Regions from separate parts of the Homo sapiens genome. Here region 2 is linked to region 1. Evidence: read pairs that join two places in POLR2A ChIA-PET (ENCODE). Cell type or tissue: A673. All regions are shown on one strand. Links, peaks and the distances in the headings refer to the core of each region. The heading gives the core; the rest is flanking DNA. Region 1 holds the start of E2F2 (E2F transcription factor 2). Region 2 overlaps HNRNPR (heterogeneous nuclear ribonucleoprotein R).

Evidence for each region. Peaks named below come from ENCODE experiments on the same cell type or tissue, not always from the same donor. Only the 100,000 strongest peaks of a DNase experiment are listed, where the experiment ranks them.
Region 2: POLR2A ChIA-PET joins it to region 1 with 10 read pairs; 6 of 35 experiments call an interaction of 5 or more read pairs at or near these places.

The regions. Positions count from the first base shown.
Region 1 is chr1:23,527,272-23,535,601 of GRCh38, reverse strand. It overlaps E2F2 (E2F transcription factor 2), which reads left to right and starts at 4,369. Exons shown (of 7, transcript NM_004091.4): 1 at 4,369-5,060. The coding sequence starts at 4,809. LOC101928163 (a long non-coding RNA gene) reads right to left here. Exons shown (of 3, transcript NR_110799.1): 3 at 7,183-8,197. RefSeq lists silencers at 4,138-4,277, 4,815-4,963, 7,119-7,315 and an enhancer at 6,971-7,100. In A673, for the core only: CTCF peaks have their summits at 4,140 and 7,523; DNase peaks (open chromatin) are centred at 4,221, 4,701, 6,861, 7,221 and 1 weaker place; H3K4me3 peaks cover 3,427 bases; H3K27ac peaks cover 3,879 bases.
Region 2 is chr1:23,300,640-23,308,969 of GRCh38, reverse strand. It overlaps HNRNPR (heterogeneous nuclear ribonucleoprotein R), which reads left to right. Exons shown (of 11, transcript NM_005826.5): 11 at 1-4,282. Among named protein-coding and RNA genes, the nearest start is that of LINC01355, 19 kb to the right of the region's middle. In A673, for the core only: no CTCF peak of the experiment used is centred there; no DNase peak of the experiment used is centred there; H3K27ac peaks cover 837 bases.

The sequences.
Region 1 (8,330 bases), core at 148-8,147:
TTCACAACAGCGCAGTGCCTTGGGAGAGATCTGAGTTCAGATCCTGATTTCATCTTCAAACAGTTGTCAAGTTCCTTTACATATTTCAGCTTCAATTTCTTCATCTGTCCAAAATGTACCTGTGTTACAGGGTAGTTGGGAGGTTTCGACAAAATAATGTATGTAAAATACCTAGCTGGGTGTTTACGCCTAGGAAGTTCTCAGGAAATGTGAACTATTATCATTTATTTCAGGCCTACTTTGTGCCTGGCATCTCAGGGGAGGAAGGCGCAAAAGTGAAAACAAAGCCTGGGTCCTGCCCCCAAGGAGTCTGAAGATTTGTTGATAGGTAGATTAAAGTAAAAGGGTCTTATGCACTGGAGATAGGATCAGAGACGTAAGAAAACTGCCAATTCTTGAGGCTCCTTATAAACCAGGTTCCATGCTGAAAGCTTTATATGCATTATCTATGAGATTTCTTCACAATCCTATGAGGTAAGTGCTATTAGGATTAGAAAATCAAGGATCAAAGATCAGAGAATTTAGGAAATTTTGCCTGGGTCACACAGCTAATAAAGTGTCAGGGCCTGGGTTTGAACCCTGGGATGTCTGACTTCAGATTCTTTGCTCCTTCCACTCCATTTGAGTTGGACCTTGAAGGATGAGTCAGATTTGGGCACATGGGGATGGAGGGGAGGAGGGGCCTGGAGGGGAGGCGGGGCCTGAAGAATAGGAGGATATGGAGCCAGGTAAGCAAAGCCTGGGAGATGGGAAAGTGTAGGGCGTGTACGGCAGAAACTCTGAGGGTTTTGTGTGTGTGTGTGTGTGTGTGTGTGTGTGTGTATGTGTGTGTGTGTGTTTGAGACAGGGTCTCGCTCTGTGACCCAGGCTGGAGTGCAGTGGCACGATCTTGGCTCATTGCAACCTCCACCTCCTGGGTTCAAGCGATTCTCCTGCCTCAGCCTCCCGAGTAGCTGGGATTACAAGCACACACCACCACGCCTGGCTAATTTTTTTTTTTTTTGTATTTTTAGTAGAGACAGGTTTTTGCCATGTTGACCATGCTGATCTCAAGCTCCTGGTCTCAAGTGATCCACCCACCTCGGCCTCCCAAAGTGCTGGGATTACAGGCATGAGCCACCGTGCCCGGCCTGTTTGTTTATTTTGAGACAGTCTTACTGTGTCACCCAGGCTGGAGTGCAGTGACATGATCATGGCTCACTGCAGCCTTGACCTCCCTGGGCTCAGGTGATCCTCCCACCTCAGCCTCCCGAGCAGCTGGGATTACAGGCGTGTGCCACCACGCCCAGCTAATTTTTCTGTATTTTGGAGAGACAGAGTTTTGCCATGTTGCCCAGGCTGGTCTCAAACTCCTGGGCTCAACAGATCTGTCCACCTTGGCCTCCCAAAGTGCTGGGTTCACAGGCATGAACCAATGTGCCCGGCCTGAAACTGCAAGTATTTAGTCTGGTTCCATGTGAGGGCCTCTTCGGGTCCATTTCACATAAACCTTAGCCAAAATATATTAAGTACCTACCATGCACCTGACATTTCTCTAAGGACTTTATAACCAACACCTTACTAAGGCCTCACAGTAAATGGAGAGGTCACTTGTGCCGCCTCCATTTCAAAGATGAGGAAATTGAGACTCAGAATGGTCCAGCAACCTGACCATGATCACAATGCTAGGAATGAATGGGGCAGGAATTCAAGCTCAGGGAGGCAGATTTCAGATCTGTGCCCCACACCTATTGCAAGAATTAGTCAGTTCCCAGGCAGTGAAACTCTAAAGCCAGCCCCAGCTGCCCGAAACTCAACCACAGAGAGCTGGCTCTCAGCCCCTCACTGGCTCCCTTCTTTTCTCCCAGCTCCACCCTGCCACCCCCATTTCCCTCCCTGGCCCTGGGGCCCTGCTGCTTCCCCAAACCTGCTCTGCCACAATTCCTTCCAGGTTCCCTCATCTGTAAAATGGGGATAATAATAGTGTCCGTCTCAGAGCAGTGTTGTGAGGATCAGAGGAGGGGCTCAAGGTGCTTAGAGCCCAGTGTATAGTAGGTTCTCAATAAAAATCAGTGATCATCGCCACCACTGTCATTTAAGTAGTGTCTCTGAAGTAATGTGAAATTGACTGAGTGATAGCATTATCCACATTTGATGGTTGAGGAAATTGTGGTTAAGAGAAGTGAAGCAGCGGCTGTCCAGTGTCACTTAACTAGGAAGTAGAGAGCGGGACTTACTTAATCTGGGCCTCCTGACTTTCTGACTTCAGATCTCATTAACTTCTCCTATTCTTTGCAGCCAGGCAGATGAGTGAATCATAATCAGTATTTATTACCTGCCTTCTGCACTCCAAGCCAGGCCCTAGATGCTAAGGGGCATTCTAGAGAGATCTGACCTAGATTCTTGAAGGAGCATAGAACCTAACTGATAAACAAGGTATGAAAACGAAGCCTTGTTTTGTTGAGGTAGAACACACTAAGGGTCCCAAGAGGGTAAGAGCCATTCTGGCTGAGAGGAAGCAGGCAGGGGAGGCTTCTTGGAGGAGGTGAGATTTAAGCTGGCCCTCAAAGGACCAAAAAGGACCAATGAGATACGTAGACTAGAGTAAAAGGGTCTTATGCACTGGAGATAAGGTCAGAGATGTGACCGGGAGCGGTGACTCACACCTGTAATCCCAGCACTTTGGGAGGCCAAGTAGGGCGGATTGCCTGAGGTCAGGAGTCCGAGACCAGCGTGGCCAACATGGTGAAACCCTGCCTCTACTGAAAATACAAAAATTAGCCAGGCATGGTGGCTGGCGCCTGTAATCCCAGCTACTCGGGAGGCTGAGGCAGGAGACTCACTTGAACCTGAGGCAGGAGAATTGCACCGCTGCACTCCAACCTGGTGACAGAGTGAGACTCTGTCTAAAAAAAAAAAGTCAGAGATATAACAACAGCTGCCAATTCTTGAGGCTCCTTATGATCCAGGTTCTGTGATGAAAGCTTTATATGCATTATCTCATGAGATTTCCTCATGATCATATGAGGTAAGTGCTATTAGGAGGAGAAAATCAAGGATCAAGGATCAGAGAATTTACAAAATTTGCCTTGGTCACACAATGAATAATAAAGTGTCTGGGCCTGGGTTTGAATTCGGGGCTGTTGGCTACAAAGCCTGGGCTCTTAATCATCATGGGTTATTGCCACCTTGGCCTCAACCATCTAATGAGGAATTAAGCTGTGGACTGTCTCTGGAGGGCTTTGAATGCCAAGGCTCAGACTTGCATAAAAATCACACAGCACCAGGCAAGAAATCAGACCTGAAATCTAGCAGCAGCTTCTAGCAACTTTTTACCACTCACTACCCAAGTTTGCTTCTCTGAGCCTCTCTAAACCGGAGTGATGAGGAATGTATTATCAGCAATGAAGGTTTTTGAATGAGGCAGAGAGGCTCTTGTGACAAAAGGATTGTTTAAAAGAAACCTAGAGATGTTCAAACATTTACTGAGTATTGGGTCCTAATAATACAACTGTGAACAAGACAAAGCTCTGCAGTGGGACTCTGACCCTGCTGTGCCCCCAGGCAGCTTGGGAGAGTAGAAGAACCCCTTAACTGGAAAAACAAGGGCTCCAGAGCTGGGACCTGTCCCAGATTCTGTTGCCAGCTCTCAAATCAGGGAATCTCTCTGTATGACCTTGGGCAAGTTACCCAGCCTTTCAGACTGTCAGTCTTTATCATGGGGATCATCATTCCTCTTCCCAGGATTGTTGGAATAAATTAACTAAAACAACGCTTGTAAGGATCTAGCATGGTGCCTGGCATCCTGTAGGCGCTGAATAGATGTTAGTTTTCCCTACAAAGAAGTAGACTAGTTTGCCTCCGTCCCTCACCCCTCTGCCATTAAAGGGAACAGGTTCCTGGCCTTCATTTTAGCAGGAAAGGGGATATGAATGCACATGTGCTAGCTAAGCAACAATGCAAACTAACAAAAGGGCCTGTGGCCTGGGGAATACACTGCTGGGTCTGGGCTCAGGCTGGGACCCCGCGCCAAAATGTTTCCCTTCAATCCCAGGGAATCCGGGCCCATTTCTCGGGGCGCTGTGCACTGCTCTGGCCGCCTCTGCACTGTGAATCCCGGAACCACCCTCTGTCTCCGTCTCGCCGGCTGCTAACTAGCGCGGCCGGCGGCTGGCGGCACCAACAGCAGGTGTGGCTGCCCCTTTAAGCAGCGAAGCTAGTGTTGCAATCGCCGCCTCGAGGACGCGTTCTTTCCGGGGGGGGGGGGGGGGGTGGAGCCTGTACTGTCGCAGCAGCCAACCGGAGCGCGGCATTTTCCGCGGGAGATCCGAATTTCGCGGCACGACGTTTGGCGCTAAAAAAAAAAAAAAAAGAAGAAAAAAAAGAGGCAGAGAAAGACTCAAGGACTAGAGAGCGAGCCGCAAGGAAGTCGGTGCAGTCGAGACCCCCCTCCCCATCCCAGCGCATCGCGTCTCCGCCGAGCTTGAGGGCACGCCGGGGACCCCTCCCCAGAGCCGGCCGGACCCCAGGTGCCGAGGCCTTGGGGAGCGCGGGGCGTCCCGGGTCGCGGTGCCCTCGGGACGAGACAGCCCCTGGCAGTGCCACCACCGCAGCCGCCGGGCGATCTCCAAGCGGCGATCTCTAAGCGCTGCTCTCTGCTCGGCCGCGGGCCAGGAGGGGAGGGTCCGGCCTTGCCCCGCAGGCGTCCATTGGCGGCTTCCCCCGGCCTCCGCGCCATGCCGCGGGCCGTGTGAAAGGCGGCAGCACCGGAACCCGCAGGTGTCCGCGGGCGCGCCAAGCCCTTTTGGGTAGGGGGCGCCTTACTCGCTATGCTGCAAGGGCCCCGGGCCTTGGCTTCGGCCGCTGGGCAGACCCCGAAGGTGGTGCCCGCGATGAGCCCCACAGAGCTGTGGCCATCCGGCCTCAGCAGCCCCCAGCTCTGCCCAGCTACTGCTACCTACTACACACCGCTGTACCCGCAGACGGCGCCTCCCGCAGCGGCGCCAGGCACCTGCCTCGACGCCACTCCCCACGGACCCGAGGGCCAAGTTGTGCGATGCCTGCCGGCAGGCCGGCTGCCGGTAATGCTGGGGGCCCCCACCGCTTCCCCCTATGCTTTTCCAGGTGTGGGAAAGGAGGGAGGGGTGCCTGAGATCCAGTTTGAGTGGAGCAGGTAGAGTTTTGGGAAGAGGGAAGATGAGCTTTCAGTTTCCAGGACCCAGTGCCCCCAATATCTGAGTAGAAGACCCCTTCATTTTCAGACTTTGGATGAAATAATCTCATCCATTCTAGTGGAGTGGAATGAGCACTGGATTGCGAGTCTGGAGGGAGACCCAACTCACTACTCCCAGTGCACTGTGTGACCTTGGGGAAGTCCATGCAGCCAGCGTTGCCGCCATTCATTCATTACTTCATTGTTTGGCCAGAAACCAGTACTGGGTGCCTGCTATTGTCCAGGCAAAGAGTATGGCCTGGGGACACTGTGGGACTTTGGTAAGACAGAGGGATAGGTCTAGTGGGTCTCTCACATCCAATCTGCCATGGACAGACTCCAAATTGTCCAGCCAGCTCCTGAGATAGCCCCAAGTATCTGCCCTAGGTCCTCCCCCAGGCCCAGTCTTCCCTCCCAGACAGCCATGTAGCAGATACAAATGTGGGCAGCCCCCTTGGGTTCTGTTCAGATTGGCTGCTCTCTCCTCAAGCTCCCAGGCTCGTTGCCAGAGAGGGCCCAAAGTGTAGTGGCACCAGGCTGCCTGCTGACCTGGGCTCAGGGTGTGTTTTGTGGGAGTGGAATTCCTGGAGCCCGTGTGAATCAAAACAACTTTAGGGTGGGGGGTGGAGTGGGAAAAGCCTGGGGGAGTGGAGGTGGTGGTGGTTGAGGAGCCTGGTTTCTGGTGTGACTCTGCCACTAATTCTCTGTGTGTCCTTGGACAAGTCTTGGACCCAGTCTGGGCTTCAGTGTTCTCTCCTTCACAATGCGTGTGTGCACAGGGTGGCTGTGGGGCTAGCTCTTCTCAGCCACATTCAGCTCCAGGTCCTGGGTTTTGGAAGCAGGCTCCAGGGAGAGGAAGGGGGTGTTGTAGGTTTGCTTAGTTGTGAGTTTGGTGAATAAGTTCGGGTACAGGGATAAGACCACCCCCCACTGCCCCAGAGGCATCTGGTCAGACCTGTGCTAGTCAGCAAGCACGGATGCCCAGCCAGCTCTGGATGCAGGCAGAGCCACCACTCCCTGCCAGTGGACTCAGGCTTTGCCCATGTTCAAAACGTTAACCTTCCTGGAGACCCTTCCTGCACATGATTTCTAACTAGGAGGGCAGTGGGCAGGAATGGTATTATCCCCATTTTACAGGTTAAGCAACCGAGGATAACTGGGATTGGGTATCTTGTGTTCAGTGTTTTATAGCCTAAAACATCTTTGTAGTTCGTGAAATAGATGGCATTAATAGCTCCATGTTACAGGGGGAAACTGAGGCTCAGAGAGGGGATGTGACCTAAGGTCAGAGATGGGGATGGGGTAGAGTGATGGGACTCACAAGGCAGTCAGCTCTTCTGTCTTTTATTTTTTATTTTTTGTAGAGACAGGGGTCTCCCTATGTTCCCCAGGCTGGTCTCAAACTCCTGGGCTCAAGCAATCCTCTTGCCTCAGCCTCCCAAAGTGCTGGGATTACAGGCATGAGCTAGCTACTCTAATGCACCTGGTCAGGCAGCAGGCTCTTCTCTATGTAGCCTTGACTTTTTTTAATACTGCCTAACTTAGGAGCTGAGCTCCCCCCAGGGAAGGGAGCTTTGCGGCAGGCCCACTCTCCTCTGGCCAGCTGCTTTCAGACTGGAAGTTTCAGTAACAGCTGTGGTTTTACACTGCTTTGAACCCTCCCAGAGGAGCCCAAGTACATCTGTCTGTACCTCCCTCCCAGAAGGGCTCAGTGATCTTAGCAAGAAGGTCTCTCTTTTACTGAGTGCCTCTCGTGTGCCAGACACTGCTTGGCACTCTTCACGTTCATTATCTTGGTCAGGATGTCCAGAATGAGGCACCTTGCAGATAAGGAAACTGAGCAAAGAAAGGAAGTCACTTGCCTGGGTCACAAGTGAAGAAGCAGGGGAGTCTCCTTGCAGCAGACCACCCTAAAGCCCTGCCAGGCCCAGAGCTCCCGCTCCTGTCAATCCCCAGATGCCCGGGGCCCAGCCCCGTGGGCAGGCCTGCCCTCTGCTTACTCATTTTACAAGGGCGTGACCTGGAACAGCTCCAAACCCAACCCTGGGTGTGGCCGCTTGCTTTGTGGCCGGGCTGCAAAGTGCAGGGTGAGCAGGATTTGTTGTGGAGCTTCTGTTTAAAGGGACCTCAGGCACTGTCCAAGGATGGCAACCAAGTTCAATGGCAGAATGAAGGCCACAACCCAGATCTCCTGGCTCCCTGTCCAGAGCTCTTTCCAAGTCCTCTGAGGAAGGCTCAGGGAATGCCCCTTTATCGCATGCCTCCTCTGGCCAGGCGCATGGCATCATTCTCTTTCACGCCTGCAGGAAGCTCTGCCCAGGCTGGCTTGCAATAGCGCCATCTCTGCTCACTGCAAACTCCACCTCCCAGGTTCAAATGATTCTCCTGTCTCAGCCTCCCAAGTAGCTGGGATTACTTTTTGTATTTTTAGTAGAGATGGGGTTTCACCATGTTGGCCAGGCTAGCTTCGAACTCCTGACCTCAGGTGATCCACCCGCCTTGGCCTCCCAAAGTGCTGGGATTACAAGCGTGAGCCACCACGCCCGGTCCTCCTTTTCTTTCAATTTGTCTACATTTTCCAGATTTCCTCTTGTGAGGCATGAAAGAAAATAAACATTTTAACACACAACTCTACAAGGCAGGTCAGGTGAGGAGGTGTAGGCTCAGAGAGGCAAGACAGTGAATCCCAGGCTGTTCAGCTACGAAGTGGCAGAGCTGGGATCTGAAAGCAAGGTTCGACCCCTTACATTTGCTCCTACCCCCACCATCTGACTTAGGGCTTAGGAGAGACCAGGCTCCACTCTGCGTGACCTTGGGCAAGTCAATTCCTCTTCCCCAAGTCCCAGTTTCCTCACCGTGGTGCCCGTAAGGGGGTTGTGCCTGGTGATCTCTGACCCTCTGCACTTCTGCAGCTGCCTGAGGAAGGAGCTGTACTCTTCTCCATAGGGGTTGGCAGGGTGGGCTTGCGTCCTGACCAGGCCTTGAAGATCCAGCCAAAGGGGCTGCCTAAGAGCGTCCAGGATAGGGCTAAGCTGGCCTCTGGCTGTGGCCATAGCCTTTGCTCTCCTCCCCTCATCGCAGTCTCTTTTCAGCTCACCCTTGAACTTTCCCCTTTTCCCACTGGTGCTCCCCATACATC
Region 2 (8,330 bases), core at 24-8,023, 230 kb after region 1:
AGTTTTCCCCTCCATCTTATTCTTACGTGGTTCTCAAATGTTTTTATAATGATAAAAATATCAGAAGCCATTGGGGAATAATTAAAATGGATACACCATTATTCTGTGTTTTGTTCCTGTTTGGTGTCTTTGTGATAGGAATATTAGATTTCAAAATCATAAGCCACTTAATTCCGTGTAATCTTGGCTAGATCATATTGGGTTTCATGGCTTCTTTTCATTTCAATTTAAGATTACTATTTACTGATGAAAGTCAATATATTTCATTTCTTTTTCAAAGTACACTCATTACACAGTATAGTCATTTAACAGACCTTATTGATATTTTAGTTTTTTGGAAACTGATAAAGGAATTATGGTCTGTTGTATGATAGTTTTGAGTTAACATGGGTATTTCTTTGGTAAGACAGATCCAGTTGTTTTTCTTATGCCCATGTATGCAAGTAAAGACACCAAACATTCTTTAAATGCTGCTTTTAAACTTTGAAAGTACAATTTGAAGTTGTAACTATACATCTAATTAGACTTAAGTAAAACCCTGATTTTTTTCCTGGAAAGAACAAAATCTACAAATAAAATTTGAGTTGTTTGTATTTCTTAATTAGGTGTTACAAGCTACAAAGTTGTCATAAAGAATGCTAAGAATGGGGATAGAAATGATTCTGAGAAAACAAACCCTCGCAAAAACATAAGATTAAAACTTGGGTTCCATGTCAAAATCCTTTCCTTTAATTGCAAATTATATTTTGAATTTTAAAGTGGCCACCTCCTCCTCTGTCCTTTTCACTAATTAAAAATATATTTGCAGAGGTACCCTCTAATATTTGGTTTATAGGTTTTGTGGCTATTTTAAATTGTAAAGCATAATCCTATAAACATTAAAACTCAAGAGCTTTTCTTCTTTCATGTCTTGTAAATTAACACTGTAGCAGCATTCAGAGAAAATAGATTCAGAGCTCAACTTTTCACATAAATAAATCTAACAGTGTAATATATAAACCTGAAAAATGTCAGTTGAGGGAGGTCTTTATTCTAGATTGGCATTTTTTTTTTTTTAAATTAGGTACAAATTATGAGTGTAAGGAATTTGGTTTCCTGCTCTCCTGTCTTTCCATCTTTTTTGTTCCCCAAGCTAATTGATTTGGCTTTATTTATGAGCCTGTTACAGTAAAGTGTGTGTTGGGAAATATATTGAGGTATAGAGCTATTCTTTGTAGGTACCCTGGTGAGACCGATACAAATATGCCCCTCCCCATAATGGAATACTAATTTTTATTTGATCACTCATTTATAGCAGTTGCTTAAATGTATGTATTTATATGAAGGTATTTTAATTTTTAAGAGCAAAAAAGTTCTAATAAGTTGCCAGATTTCTAATAAATGCAGGTTTATTTGGTGAAAAGATAAGGAAAATGAGTTATGATTCTGTAGTTTTTTTAAAATGAGTTCAGCATAATTGTTTTTCAGGTTTTTTTAGTTACTGGGGTTATTCTGCATAAGAAAGCCCAATGCTTTCTGATAGTAGGAGATAATTTTTCTCTCTTTTGACTTTGAAATCTGACTTAGGAGATGAATTCTTTTTAAAAAGGTCAGCATGCAAAAAAATAAATTATATATTTTAAATTCTAAAAGAGAAGGGACATAAAATTTCACTCCTAGCATAAAGCCATATAATATTATTCTTGAAACTCATTACATCATTTGCCTCCTGCCCATTTGAATATAATCATACCTACGTTTTATTAATTGTGCATTTGTAAAACCAAACCCTTCCAGTAAATACTTGCTATAAGGCTATTGCTTGTCAATTATCAAGGCTTCTAAATATGTTAAAACTTGTCATTTTGATTTTTCAAAGATAATTTTATTATACTGAGCTACCAATATTCTTAAAGAAAACTAACCAAAGTTAATATTAGTGTAGTCCATTATTATGTGGACAATTATTATGTGGAATCTCTTAAGTGAGCAACTAAGAAAAAGCCTTATAGAAAGACTACACTGGATTTATAAGTGTGTTTATGTTTCTCTAAGAATGGGAGCTTCTGTTAACTTAGGGGTGGAGTTGTTCTGAGGAAACCAGTAGATTGGATGACTGACTGGAGAATCCAGAATAACAAATCCATTAGCCAGACATGTTTACTTTTATATTAGAAGTTTGTTGATTAGGTCTTAATTTTCAAACGCAAACACCAAGCTTTAAAAATATTGCATATACAATGTATTGGTCAGCAATTTAATAATATTTAATTTGAAGTTAATTATTGTTAATCCTTCTAGAAAAGTTTTTTTTCTTTAAATAAAAGTACATATATATACTTTTTTATTTAGAGGTTACCAGAAGCTCTGGTTTTGTTTTGTTTTGTTTTGTTTTTTTGTTTTTTTAATCATTTTCAGATGTTATCCAGAAATCTGCAAGTGTACTTTTCCTGTTTTAACTCCTTCCTTTTATCACCTGACTATCAGGGAAGCGAGGTTGAGGCTGCCCTGACCTGACATGTCATGATGTCGACTTGCTAGGTGGGGTTCGCTGGGGACGATAACCAGTGGAATTGTTGGTAAGAACTTTTTTTTCCTATTTTTTTTTTTATCAGTAGTGGGGCATTAAGTGTGGGAGAATGCCCATATCCTATAAGTGGGCAATTATGTCAGCCTTGTAGAAAAATAGGACTTTAATATTAAATTATTTTGTTCTTAATAGGAACATATAATAACACTTCACTTACTTTTAAATTGGTAGCAGATCAGCAGGAAAGGCCTGCAAGTATGAAGTAATGAAATACTCAGGGTATATTTTAAGTGAGCAAAATAGACACCTTATAATCTTAAAAAGTCTCTTGGAGAGACAATAAATTTGCTTTAACTGTCATTTCAGTCTAGTATTATATTTTCTATATTTTGTTGGATAGATTAACATATAATGCATCTTAAAGAGATATTTATTGCACACTAATTTTAGTGAAAACAAGAAGACATTGATAGAATGGAGGGCTTAAACACCAAAGATACTATTTTTAAAAATCTTCCAAAGTAATCTTAACACTGTAAAATGAAACTTTAAAAAGTTTTAGCAGTTTGACAATAATGGCCTCAATTTAGAGATATGTTGAGACAATGACTTTGGGTCAAGAGGAAATTACATAGCTGAAATATTAAGACCTTGAACATAGCAGAAACATAAACCTATGAACAACTTGTGTTTTGTGTGAAAGCTAGGGTAGCTGATAGGATTAGCAGATATTGGTAGAATTAAGAGTCAATATTTAAATTATTGCTAAAGATTAAAATCCCTCATCTTATAGTTTGTAGGGGATTCCATGATGGTAAGGTATAGATTGAAATTAAATTTAGTAACTAGGCATTTCTGACCATACCATATAAAAAATAATTGTAATATGGTATAAACACTGATTAAAAGTAATTATGGATTTTCATGCCTGAAGAACCTTCTCAGTATTCTTACAGCACTGTATCTTCTTTATTGGTTGAGAATATCAGTCTAGAAAGACTTTCCTAGATGTTAAATGTGCTAGTCAGTGTCATGAATATAAACCCTTACTTGTAAGTTTGCTATAGACTAGTTGTACAACACTAGAATGAAATTATGTAATACTTTTAAGAATTGTAGTGATTGCAGGGTTGTGTTAAGGTAACATTTTATGCATGTGTCAGTGACAGAAAGGATCAGGGTATAAAACTTAGCACTAAATAGCATGCTCCTTAGGAAGTTTTAAGGTAAGCAGTAGGAATATTCATGTAATTCTGATGAGTTTATGTAAGTTAAGGAAAATGCAATGCCAGTTTGTTGACTTTAAACACTAAAAACAAAATACATTTTGTGGAACCAACAAAGGAGACATTCTGGGGAAAAACTTAAATTGCTCAAATTTAAATAAGGGCTCTCACTTTATATAGTAGATTTGTCAGGATCCCATGAACATTGCTTTTCTTGATTTCTCACATATGAGGGTTGGGCAAAAGGGACTTCTCTAGCCTCTTCGATAATGTAGGTAGACTTGTACTTAGTGAATCCCATTATAATGTTAGGTACTATGTTCTAAGACTATTTCTATAATTGGACTGAAGGCTCCTGCAAACATAAATTGCTGATATGGATATAGTAACATAAGAAATACCAAAATAGGGACATTTGCAAGACCTTTTCCATTTAATCATCAGTTTAATAAAAATCATGCTTTTGGTACAGTGTTCATGTACCATAACTGTATTGGAATATTTGTACGATGTTAAATATTTTTAATAAAATTTAACATGTTCAAAATGTTGTGTTGGTGATTTTGGGTGGGGTGTGATGGGTTTGATTGTGCAAAACAGATTTAGTAGTTATGTGATTTAGGCTTTTGTAGTTAAATGGAGTTTCTGTCTTCAAATTTAGTACTAGATACTGTACCTGTTCTAAGGAAGGTAGTGAAGGAGTAGGATAGTAAAAATGAAAAGGCTGAACTCCCCAGAGATTTATTAAATTGCCAGGAAGCTTGACTGAGGTTAGAACTAGATCTACAGGTGGCAGATAGGAATATTGGCTGTGGCATAACAGGCTGCCAATAGCGTTTTTGTGAGGAAATTGTGGCATTTTGGAAATGATCCTAGAGAATCTACAGAGGTGGGCAAACGTAAACACTTGTACAGTGCTTTCAGTAGGCTTTTTATTGCCCCAGTGCCCTTGTGCCCTCGATGTGACATGCCACAAGTGAAGGAGAAGTGGTGAGGGGATTATTTGAGGAAAGCTTTGTTGGACAGTTTGGATGCATCATCGGGAGATACTGCCAATTTACAGGAAGTACTGTATAAAGAGTTCTCTCTTTGTGTCTTAATTTTATAAGATTTCCTCTTCTCTTGCAGGTAGCCCTAATACAGTGGTTTTTCTTATGACTTATTTTTCTTGAGGGTGTACTTCGTTTCTCACCAGTCAAAAACATAGAAGTTCTGCAACTCAGAATGGAAATTCACTTGAAGTAATGTGTGATTCCTCTGTAATCAGTGCCATTAATAGCAAAAAATATTTAAAAGGAAGATGATTGGGACCTAATAGTCTATAAACAAATTGAGTAAGAAAGCATTAAGAAGGACTAGTAATGTATTCTGCCTTGTTTCTTTCAAATGAAGACTGTTAAACTGAGTTACGGGGAAGAAAAAGTGAATACCCTATTGTTTCAAGGTAATAAAGAGTAAACAGTATACTTCCTTTTGGTTAGTGTTTTCCAGAATTTACTGTTCTTGTTGTGTTATGTTCTTTTTGTTCCAAGATCAAAAGATCACTCACTGAAACAGGAAGGAATGTTCTAACAGCAGAAATATCTAAACTTGGGCATCTTTAGATGTTTGCAGAATGGGAGGTGGAATGAAAGGTGGGGCAGCTCACTGATTTGCGATGTATTTCTTCCAAAAATAAAGGGTTGCTTAAGCTTTAGCTGTACCAAAAGCCCCGAATTTATTTAGTTTAGTTTTAGAAATAACAAGATTTTGTTAGGTATTTTCCTGTGGAGTATATTATATTCACCTAGGGAGATATCTTCTGTCTATAGCTATGAAAAGAAATTAAATTTCTATTTCCTTGTAATTGAAAGTTGTGACCAAAATCAAGACCATGTGTAGACATTTCCTCTAGCTCATAAGCAAGAGTAGTGTTTTATTCAGCTGTTTACTTAAAATTCCAAATGGTGACTTTTAGGCCTAGATGTCTATTTGTTAAGAGGCAGGAGGGGCTCTGTGTGGTGGTGGTTCTTGCTGGTAATCCTAGCACTTTGGGAGGCCCAGGTGGGAGGATTGCTTGAGCCCCGGAGTTCAAGATCAGCCTGGGCAACATAGGGAGACCCCATCTCTACAAAAAATCAGAAACTTAGCTGAGCATGGTGGCACACACCTGTAGTCCCAGCCACCGTGGAGGCTGAGGTGGGAGTATTGTTTGGGCCTGGGAGGTAGATGCTGTAGTGAGCTGTGATCCTGCCACTGCACTCTAGCCTGGGTGACAGAGTGAGACGCTGTCTCCAAAAAAAAAAGAGGCAAGAGATTAAATTAGACACAGTTTAGTCATGCCTTTTAAAATAACAAGGAGTTTGATCATTTTAAGATTCTTTCCCATGGGGTAAAGGTGAGAATCAGTATTGTCAAGTATGGTAACGGTGGTGAGAAAAGGAGCTCAGTTTTTAAGTATGTTAAGGGGTAATATTTCCTTAGTTACAAAAATACTGCGTTATTGCAGATCTCAATACTGTTTAATAGAATTTGGAAACATTCCTGTACGCGTGTTCTTGGGAGATTATTCTGTACTTCAGTTAGGAATCCTTTAAGTCTGTAAACTTCAGTTTCAGCCTAGGTTTTTAAGTAGATTAAGCAAAGTTAATACTTTTCTTTTCTTTTCTTTTCTTTTTGAGACAGAGTCTCCCTGTGTCGCCCAGGCTGGAGTGCAGTGGCGCGATCTTGGCTCAGTGCAAGCTCCGCCTCCCGGGTTCACGCCATTCTCCTGCCTCAGCCTCCCGAGTAGCTGGGACTACAGGCGCCCGCCACCACACCTGGCTAATTTTGTTTTTGTATTTTTAGTAGAGACAGGGTTTCACTGTGTTAGCCAGGATGGTCTTGATCTCCTGACCTCGTGATCTGCCTGCCTCAGCCTCCCAAAGTGCTGGGATTACAGGCGTGAGCCGCCACACCCAGCCATTAATACGTTTTAAAAGGCCACTATTTTTATCAGCTAAATCACTTTTGAAAATTTTGTGTGTTATGTGTTATACTCAAAATATTATCAAAACATTCTGTTTTCATTTGAACCTATTGATTAGAATGGTGCTTATTTATTTGGCTGTTGTTCAAGTACCTGAATTGGCTTGGTCAGAAGGACTTGGGTGTTCTAGCTAGCTGTCGTATAACTAAATATTTTTGGTTAAGTGGTACATGTTTAGCATTGGCTTGTCATTTTGAAATTTTTCCATGCTTCCTGTTAAGAAATAGAACCTTACCAAATTAGTCATATTTAAATATAATCTGTATAGAGTTGGTATGGAAAACGATTTGATCTAAATACAACCAACAATAAATATTTTTATTGAAACTTCCTTTTAATTGATGAGTAGTAATATGGATGTCTTCATTAGTTGTAATGTCATTTCTATTTTACTTTCCTAAATGTGAAAGAAAAGATGAAAGACCATTTCTTGGACATATCAAATGATTTTTAAGGAATTTCTGGTGATTATTTAAATTTTCTAGTTAAGCTGTCTAGGTCAGAATTCATCATTCAAAAATGCTGCTCAAACTTGAAGTGGGTAGGAATTTCTGGGGATTTTGATTAAGATGCAGATTCTGACTCATTAAATCTGAGATGGGCAAGAGTCTGCATTTCTGACAAGCTCATAGGTGATGCCAGTGTTCCTGACTACACTTTCAGTAGCAGAGTTACAGATTATCCCACATTTTGGGGGATTTTGGAGAATGATCTTAGTAGAAAAGATAACAACAGATGTTTGCAGTGATTTGCCTGGATGTAGTTGGTCTGAGATTTAAAACTATGATAAATGTTGCCACAAATGTTTAATAGTGTTTGGGACCCCAAGGAAAGATTAGGAACATTGTCTGCAAAAAAATGAAATGAATTTAGAAAAACAGGCTTTAATAGTTTCAAGGAATTGCTAGAAAATAATGGGAAGGCATATGCAGAAAAGATCAGGATGCTGAGAAAATGTCATGGCATGTTTATTTAGGAATTAGATCTGAAAACAGTTACATGAGTTATAGAAAAAATAAAGCTCAGAAAGGAAGGATTGATAGGTTACTAAAAATGCCTATGTGGTTTTATTTTTGGAATCTGTAACTTTGTCTCCCCAGGAAGGTTTTCACTAACTAGTTCAAAGTAAATCTTGGGCCAAGTGTGGTGGCTCATTCCTGTAATCCCAGCACTTTTGGAGGCCAGGGCAGGTGGATCACTTGAGGTCAGGCGGGCGTGCACCTGTACCTAGCTACTTGGGAGGCTGAGACAGGAGAATCACTTAAAACCGGGAGGCAGAGGTTGCACTGAGGCGAGATCGCACCACTGCCCTCCAGCCTGGGCGAGAGAGTGAGTCTCTGTCTCAAAAAAACAACCAACTAACCAACACCCCCGCCACCAAAAAAAAAAAAATCAAAGTAAATCTTGGGTAGTAAGTGAAAGCAGACTAATGAAGAAAATTGTTAAAGGTGACTTTTTTTTTTTTTTTGAGATGGAGTCTCGCTCTGTCACCGAGGCTGGAGTGCGATGGTGCGATCTTGGCTCACTACAACGTCCGCTTCCCGGGTTCAAGTGATTCTACTGCCTCAGCCTCCTGAGTAGCTGGGAT